Linked DNA regions of Homo sapiens: region 2 is linked to region 1. Evidence: read pairs that join two places in POLR2A ChIA-PET (ENCODE). Cell type or tissue: PC-3. All regions are shown on one strand. Each heading gives the region's core, and the rest is flanking DNA. Links, peaks and the distances in the headings are about the cores only. Region 1 overlaps RAD51B (RAD51 paralog B). Region 2 overlaps RAD51B (RAD51 paralog B).

Region 1 (4,395 bases), core at 161-4,160:
CTACCTCAAAGGAATCATTTGGAATGCTGCTGGCAAAAACGTTGCTGAAAGTTGTGTGTTGTAGGGGGGCAGTGTTTTTTCTCTCTCTAAAAAGAGTGGTGGTGGTTCTTTGCCAGGATTTAGAAGCCAGAACTGTCTGTCCTTTTTGTTTGAAATAGAGACTTTAGAGACTAGTCTTTTCGTTTACTGAAAGAAGGAGAAAGAAAGGAAAAAAAATTTGTCTACTTTGCCTTTGGTCTGGGTACTTTCCACTTGTTTGCTTTTAACCTTTCTCAGTGTTTGCAGGGTGCAGGGAAACGGCCTTGTCAGCCTGGGCTGGGCTCCTTAAGTCTTGAACAACAAACACTTAAAATAATCAAAATGTTATATTTGGCAGTTAAAAGAAGAATCTCCTAAAACTATGTCTAGTCTTATTTGTTTCTGAACTCCTGGTAGAGGCGGGGAGACCATGTTCTCCATTCTGTGGCCTAGCCACTCTTCCGGGCCTTCTCTTGTTCCTCTTCACTCCCTCTTCCCCAGATGTACTCCTAGACTGAGCTGCTTCCCAGCTCAGAGCCCACCACGTGCCTCTGCAGCTTCTGTGCCTTTGCAGATGCCGCTCCCTCTCCTGGAATGCCTTCTCCCCACCCTTCCCTGGCTGAAGTCCTCCTGGCCATAAAAGGCTACCCTAAGTGCACTGAGCTTCCTTGCTAGGCACATCTTATCATCGTTATTTCTGTAATTCTTCCTTTCATTGGCTGACATCCATGACATCAGGGCCCAACCTTAGGTGGCTAGCACAATGCCTGTGGCAGTAGTGGCAGCAGTAGTCTTCGTGTTACCAGCAGCAGCAGTAATGACTCTTACTGGGCATGTGCCATGTACTAGGTCTTTTTCATACTCATCTCTAATCCTCCCAACAACTCTACATCGTATATGATATTGTCTCCTTTTTAGAGATGAGGAAATTGGGACTTAGGTGGGGTGGAAAGATGTGATACCTTTCCTCACTCATCATGAGGGTCACAGCTGACACCCCTTTAACAAAAGACAGGTTGATGATAAAAGCATAACAAATGTATTTCATCAAAGTTTTACATGACAAGGGAGTCTTCAGAAATGTAGACCCAAAGGCCCAGGGAAGATGGTCTGTTTCTATGCTTTGGTCTGAGGAAGAATGGGCAGCTGTGTAGAAATGTGATTGGACAAAAAAGGGTCTGATCTAATGATGACAGACTGAGGGGGTAGACAGAGCAAGGCCTGTCTGTTCAGATTCTTCTTGGCCTCCCTATAGCATTCCTTCCTCCAGGTAGGGGGTAGGACCCCTCTGAAATGAAGGGTTTTAGGGAGAAGGGAGAGAATGACCTTTCTAGGTTTTATGGATTGCTTTGGGAGAGAGGGGTTCTAGATTCTATGACCTGTCTTGAGGAAGAGGAATTCTGGTTTCTGTGATTCCCTTTAGGGGAGATGGGAGACAAGGAGGGCAGGAGAAGGTCAGAGAAAGACTTTGCTTCTGAGGCAGCTCTGAGGCTACCCAATATCCTTTAGTTCAGAGTACTCAGCCTGCCAAAGCACCATAGTTTGGGATACTGTTTTCTGCGCCCTGGCACTTACAAGTTAAGCAACTCACCCAGGGTCATAGAGCTAACAAATGGTTGGACCAAAGTTAGAAGCCAGGTCTTACTCATTTCCACCCTGTTTCAAGGACTCTGATTAGATGCTCAATAAGTACCTACTGAGTGAATGAGCGGCCTTGAAATTGTTTTCTGAGGCTGGGGAACTCTTGCCAGGAATTTCAAGAGCCACTGCTTTTACACTTGGCCACTTAACTTTGCTCCCTAGAGCTTTAGTTTCTCTTCTTCTACACCCAATATCATCATGTCTACTGTTTTCTTCCTGAGTCATATCCTCTCATTATGTTTTAGCTATGGGGGGTAAGGATGGAGAAAGGGGAGAGTCTCCTGGTGCTTGTTTCATGTATCTTATTCCCTTGACCTGGTCCTTGTTCCCTTGAAGTCTTTTGTTTGTCTGTTTGTTTTTGAGACAGGGTCTCACTCTGTCACCCAGGCTGGAGTATGGCGGCACGATCTCAGCTCACTGCAACCTCCATGTCCCAGGTTCGAGAGATTCTTCTGCCTCAGCCTCCCGAGTAGCTGGGATTACAGGCACCTGCCACCACATTCAGCTAATTTTTGTATTTTTAGTAGAGATAGGGTTTTACCATGTTAGCCAGGCTGGTCTCAAACTCCTGACCTCAAGCGATCCTCCCACCTCAGCCTCCCAAAGTGCTAGGATTACAGGCATGAACCACTGCACCTGGCCCCTTGAAGTCTTTATAGTCGCCCCAAAGAAATTAGGCTAAACTTAAGAAGTCACTGCTTCTGTAGATCTAAGGTGGCTGAATATCGGCCACAGCATACAGTTCAAACTAATGCAGTGTATCTATTAAAGGTTATAAGAAGATACCTACAAACTTCCCTCATGGGATTGTTGTGAGAATTAAATACATATAATACATATAAAGGACCTCTAGTGCCTAACACATTGTGAGCTCTCAAAAAAATATAAATGTTAGCTCTTGTCATTATTTTTGTTAATCCTTGACTGGGGTACTAAAATTCCTAAAAGAGAGTAAGCCAAGAAAAATATGTTAATTATTACAGCAACTAATATTTATTACTATGCATCAAGCCATTTTTGTAAGGATTTTTCATATATTAATTCATTATTAACTAATTTTCATAGCAATCTGATGATGTAAGTGTTAGCCCCATTTTACAGATAAGAAGGTGAGGACAGAGAGGCGAAGTTGGGGAGCTTGGGATCAAGTTTCTGGTTCTAGAACCTACGTTCTTTCATAACCATCACTGCTCTGAAAAAGAGTAAGCACCAGACCTGAAAGAAACATAACAGAGGCCGGGCGCAGTGGCTCACACCTGTAATCCCAACACTTTGGGAGGCCAAGGTGGGCGGATCACGAGATCAGGAGATCGAGACCATCCTGGCTAACAGGGTGAAACCCCGTCTCTACTAAAAATACAAAAAATTAGCCGGGCATGGTGGTGGGCGCCTGTAGTCCCAGCTACTCAGGAGGCTGAGGCAAGAGAATTGCTTGAACCCAGGAGGCAGAGGTTGCAGTGAGCTGAGATTGTGCCGCTGCACTCCAGCCTGGGTGACAGAGTGAGATTCCGTCTCAAAAAAAAAATTAAAAAAAAAAAGAAACGAACAGAAATGTTGTTAGCTCCTTCTCACTTTTATCTCTAGTTTGAATGAGTGTGTTTGTGAAAGGCAAATGCCTCTGGGGTTCTTGCACAGTCCTGGGCACCACTGGGAGGAGAGAGGGCAACCTAGAGACATTTGTGTTCCTGGTAAACAACTGAAAATAGGCGGAGCCTTTGTGCACTGAACCCAGCTACTTTCAAATCGCAGTACTTCCCAATTGCAAACTTGGTGCAAAAAAACCTACATTGCCACAGTTGAGACTTTCATGAGGAAAGATTTTGGGTACAAGATAGTTTTTCATACCGCTTTGCTTACCCCTGAGACTGCAAAGTACCATGTCTCCTTGTTTTATAGAAGCCAAAACAAATTCTATCGATAAACAGAATTTTTGAAACTCTGGTATTTTCAGAAATTTGTACTGTGCATAAAGTAATGGTTTGGTGAATTAACATAGGTGATTAAACAATAAAGTGATGCATACCCATTTCCATAGAAAATATATGCATATATAAAAGGAATTTTACAGATAAACTGTATGATATATCTGTTAATATATCATGTTTTATTTTCAGTGTTTTTGTGTATTCTCAGTGTCCGCCAGTATGGAGACAGGCTCATCTCCAGGTGTGCAGGCTCTGAGTGAAGGGGGCCTCCTCATTGGAGTGTGCAGGGGCCTCCTCATTGGAGTGTGCAGGGCTCTCCTGCGGCGGCGCCCACTCTGTGTCCTTCTTCCCTGTTTTTGTTTGCCACCTTGTGGTTAACATAGCTCTGTGGCTCAAGGAGGAGGGTTGGGCCGGTATCATCTCTGAAGGTAAAATGCATACATGCGATGCTGTAACACAGTCTTTCTCCCGGCGGGGAGTGGGAGTGTGTGTGCACACGCGTGTGTGGGTGCAGTGAAGGTGGAGTTGCCCACTTAGTGAGACTCAGAGTCTACCCTCAACCACTGTGCTTCTGTGTGCTCCCGTGTAGGCTGGAAGTCGTATCAGCCGCTCCATTGCACAGAGATTGCAGAGAAGGGGCCACATCGGTCAGTGTTAGCGTCCACAGGAGGAAGTTGTGTGGTGGGAAGGCCGCTTCTGGCTGGACTGCAGGCTTGTTTGCCCACACGCGCCCCAGTGAGAGCGAGGCCTCCACGGGCTTCCTTCTCCAGTGCGGGGAGTGTGTGGCGAAGGAAGTATCTGCTGCTGAGCT
Region 2 (4,395 bases), core at 140-4,139, 200 kb before region 1:
CTCCTGTCGATTCTTCATTTGATCCGGCCTGAATAATTTCCTTTTCCTTTAATTTCTATATCTGCTGAAGGTGAATAATAATACTTTCATTGGCCACATAGAGGTGCTGGGAGAATGAAAGATAAATTCTCCCAAAGCACTTTGAACTGCCTAGAAGAAAGACTTATTTAAACAAAAGTTGATTCTGTTTTCTATCTTTTTATTTCTTACAAGCAGACACCAAAGTAAGTGTTAGAAGAGCCTCAAAGATTTGGTTATTTTTTTTTTGCAACTTTTATTGTAGGTGAGAAGGTTAATATAATTGCCTTCATTGTATAAACAGGGAAACTAATGCTCCCAAAAGGTTTGTTTTGGGGCTTAAAATGAGTAGCCCTTTATGAGAATAGGGGAAATTGATGGGGGTGTAGATGTAATAACATCAGCCATGAGTTGACAATTATTAAAGCTGGTAATGGGTGTGTCTGTTTAGGGGGGTTATCATGAATACTATCATGTCTACCTTGTCTTTGAAATTTTGTATTAAAAAGTTAAAATTTAAAAAATTGATTAAAAAAATAGCTCATTTTCATTTGCAAGGTTCTTTTAAAAATGCTATTGAGGCTGGTCACGGTGGCTCACGCCTGTAATCCCAGCACTTTGGGAGGCTGCGGTGGGCGGATCATGAGGTCAGGAGTTCGAGACAAGCCTGACCAACATGGTGAAACCCTGTCTCTACTAAAAATACAAAAATTAGCCAGCCACGATGGCGTGTGCCTGTAATCCCAGCTACTCGGGAGGCTGAGGCAGAAGAATCACTTGAACCTGGGAGGTGGAGGTTGCAGTGAGCTGAGATCGCACCACTGTGCTCCAGCCTGGGTGACAGAGCAAAACTCCATCTCAAAAAAAAAAAAAAAAGACAAAGTATATGCTTGGACCCTGAACACAGACATTTTAGTTTTTCATACTCAGTTTTTACATTCTATTTCCAATGCTTTCTAACCATTTACTACTTTTAACATATTATGCCATTTCTTTAGCGTTAATATATTACACTTTTTTCTTACTCCCGTTCCAGATGTTTGTCATGTGCTTTGTTGTCAATTTTAGATTTTCATTTTCCTATTTTTGGGAATTATAAGCAGTCACTTATTAACCCAATTACTTTATGCTTCAATGGGCTTGTCATTGGGTAGCCATGTGAATTATTTCAATTTTTAGAGACACAGATCAACCTGCTACCCTATACCCACAACAGAAAACTGCCGACTTCCCCATTGTAGGAACTTACAATCAAACGGCATTTGAAACATGTGAGAACACTCCTATTATTAAAAAAAAAAATCACCCTCAACCTGGGTTATTTTCACTGACAGACTTCATGGTTAAAGCTTGCTATTTCATGAGCTCCCAGATGACGCAAATGCTGGGAAATGTAACATACTCACTGTGATTTGTTTTTAGACATCAAAAGAAATCCATTTTACAAAGGAATCATATAACTTTAGAGCTAAGAAAGATCTTAATAATCATCTGGTATAGATCTTTCCATTTATTTATGCCAGAACCTAAAATTAGAAAGGCCAGGTAATTTGCTCAGTGTTACATACCTTAGTATGGCAGAGCTGGAACTTGAACCTGAGTTCCCTAGCTTTCAATTCAGAGTTCTTAATAGGTTGCCACTCAAGTGCAGTCAGGTCTTTGATGCTATTTGTGAACACCAAATATGTCTCTGCTTCTTACAACTTAGAAATCTTACTCTGTTTTGCAATGCCCTGCCAAGTCATATTGGAGCCTGAGGCAAAATGAAAGACCAATGACACTGATCCTGTCTTTATTTAAAATTCTGATATTTTCTTCACTATGGATTTGTGGGATTAATTTTGATTTTTTAAAATATTGCATTAAATATTATATCTTGACTACTGAGTTTTTTAGTAGCTCCTAAAATTTTGCATTTGAAGTGGGTGCCTTGCTTGATTCACCCTAGTCCCAATCCTATTATTTTTGCTTTAATCTACTAAATCCCTTTTTCAGCCTTCTGGCAATAAAATAAAATCAACCTATGGAACCTTTATAAGCAAACCCATACTATTGGCCACTTACAAACAATGGTGGCAAACAAACCAGAATCTGCAAGTGCTTTTCATTGGCTTGATTGTTGGTAACATTGCATGGTAATTACATAGTCATTTTTGGCTCCATGAATTGAAACTCTCTTGGAATGTCTAGCAGTTTATTGAAAAGAGCTCAAAGCCAAGACGTGAGTTCTTTTGTTTGATCCTTCACAGTATTGTGTTTTAGGCTCTTATATCGTTGTGTTTGTTTTGATTTCTATAAATTGGGACTCAAGGGAAGGAAGCTCTTTATAGGCCTATTATTTTCATTTTACTTGGTCCTCTCAACACCTGTTTGAGATAGGCACTTTATAGGCTAAAACCAACTCACACTGACTTAAGTTAAAAGAGAATTCACTAGCTAACACAATTGAAAAATCTAAGGAGTAGATCTGACTTCAGGTATTACACATCATTTTGTCAGGGCTTTCTCTCTCGTGTTTTCTACTGGGTTGGCTTTATTATTATTCAGGTTTTTCCTGTGTAGTAGCACCAGGTGTATACTCTACTAGCTTAGCAACCTTAGTAGAAAGGGAATGAATCTTTCCTGATTGCTTGAGCCAGAGTCTCAGAATTGAGTATAATTGGCCCAGCATAGGTCACATGCACATCCCTGCACTAGGCATTAAGGCCTGGCGAATGCAATTAAATCACTGGCTGAACCTGGTTCATGTGTTCAACCCTGGGTCAGGGACTGGATTGAGAGTAGAAGAGATCTGTTTCCTCTAAAGGAAGAGACGACTTTTTAAGTCTTTTCCCCCCAAAAGGGATTCTGGACAGGGAAAGACAAATGTCAACTAAAATGTTACTATTCTCACTTCATTTATGAGGAAGTTGAGGATTAATTAAGTGAATTTTCACGAGGCTGCATAGCTAATGAGTGATAGGATCTTAACTTTGACCCAAATCTGCCTAAATCTAAAGCCCATCTCTTTTCTCCACACCTTGTATCCCTAGAACATCATGCTTCTTCCTCCTTCTCCTTAATGTGAAACCATGATGGTTGCCATCACTTTACAGCAGTATTCTTCAAAAAGGAGGGATTTTGCCCCCAGAGGAAATTTGGTAATTTCTGGAGACATTTTTTTATTGTCACAACTGTGCACAGAGGTGAGTGTGGTGCTACTGTATAGAGGCTAGGATGCCTATACCTCCTGTAGTGCACAGAACAATTCCTCACAACAAAGAATTACCCAGCCTAAAATGTCAGTAGTGGTAAGGTTAAGAAACCCTGCTTTTTAGGTTCAATTTCTCGGCTGTTACTATTAACATCAGTTTTGAGAGAAATAAGTAATAGAGAGCAGGATTGAAATAATTCATACATGTAGGTATAATTAAGTTGTCTCTTAATTCAGGGAAACTTCCTTTAATTTCCATAGAAGCTAACTTTAGAATATTGAATTATCTTGGTTAGTGAGTAAATTGCAATAGAACGTAAATTCCTTTTTAAAATATTTGTTTTATGCAAGTTTAAGCTAACTTCCCAGACATAATTTTTCATTCTAAAATAAGTCCTATAATTTTTTTCTTAAAATAGAAATCTAGGGATATTTTAAATTGAATACTGAATGCTTTTAAAGGAAATATATAAGTTTATCTCAAAAGCCTTTTAATATTTCATATAGAAGTTTCTATACCAGGGGAAATAATTATTTTTTAAAATCCGAGCTGCCGGGCGTAGTGGCTCACGCCAGTAATACTAGCACTTTGGGAGGCGGAGGCAGGCGAATCATGAGGTCAGGAGATCGAGACCATCCTAGCTAACACGGTGAAACCCCGTCTTGACTAAAAATACAAAAAATTAGCCGGGTGTGGTGGCGGGCGCCTGTAGTCCCAGCTACTCGGGAGGCTGAGGCAGGAGAATGGTGTGAACCCAGGAGGCAGAGGTTGCAGTGAGCCAAGATTGTGCCACTGCACTCCAGCCTGGATGACAGAGCGAGAATCCGTCTCAAAAAACAAAACAAAACAAAACAAACAAACAAACAAAACTGAGCCAAAGCATTTCTAAAACTTTGGATGATAATAAGGGATTTAATGTACTAAAAAGCATACAGAAATTTTCTTCCTGTAAGCATGTGCTTTGTGAAAGAATAATGAAAGCAGAAGAATGCGTTAAATGTATTATAGCTGCAGTTATTGGGTTTGACACTTCAGAGAAATCAACCTTCTTGTTAAATGACATGAAAATAGTTTATACTGTCTGACTCCTTGAGACTTGCAAGTCGTTTCTGAATTGTGCATATCTGAATGAATCCAGGGAAAGCTGTGCTTCTGTAGTCAAACCACAGATAATATTCTAGTA

What was found. Peaks named below come from ENCODE experiments on the same cell type or tissue, not always from the same donor. Only the 100,000 strongest peaks of a DNase experiment are listed, where the experiment ranks them.
Region 2: POLR2A ChIA-PET joins it to region 1 with 6 read pairs; 1 of 35 experiments calls an interaction of 5 or more read pairs at or near these places.

Annotation. Positions count from the first base shown.
Region 1 is chr14:68,359,675-68,364,069 of GRCh38, forward strand. The region is part of intron 8 of RAD51B (RAD51 paralog B); the gene reads left to right. Among named protein-coding and RNA genes, the nearest start is that of RAD51B-AS1, 320 kb to the right of the region's middle. RefSeq lists an enhancer at 4,329-4,395. In PC-3, for the core only: a CTCF peak has its summit at 3,956 (motif pointing left); a DNase peak (open chromatin) is centred at 1,717; H3K27ac peaks cover 962 bases.
Region 2 is chr14:68,158,742-68,163,136 of GRCh38, forward strand. All of the region lies in intron 7 of RAD51B (RAD51 paralog B), which reads left to right. The region is part of intron 2 of LOC105370546 (a long non-coding RNA gene); the gene reads right to left. Among named protein-coding and RNA genes, the nearest start is that of RAD51B, 340 kb to the left of the region's middle. In PC-3, for the core only: no CTCF peak of the experiment used is centred there; no DNase peak of the experiment used is centred there; H3K27ac peaks cover 410 bases.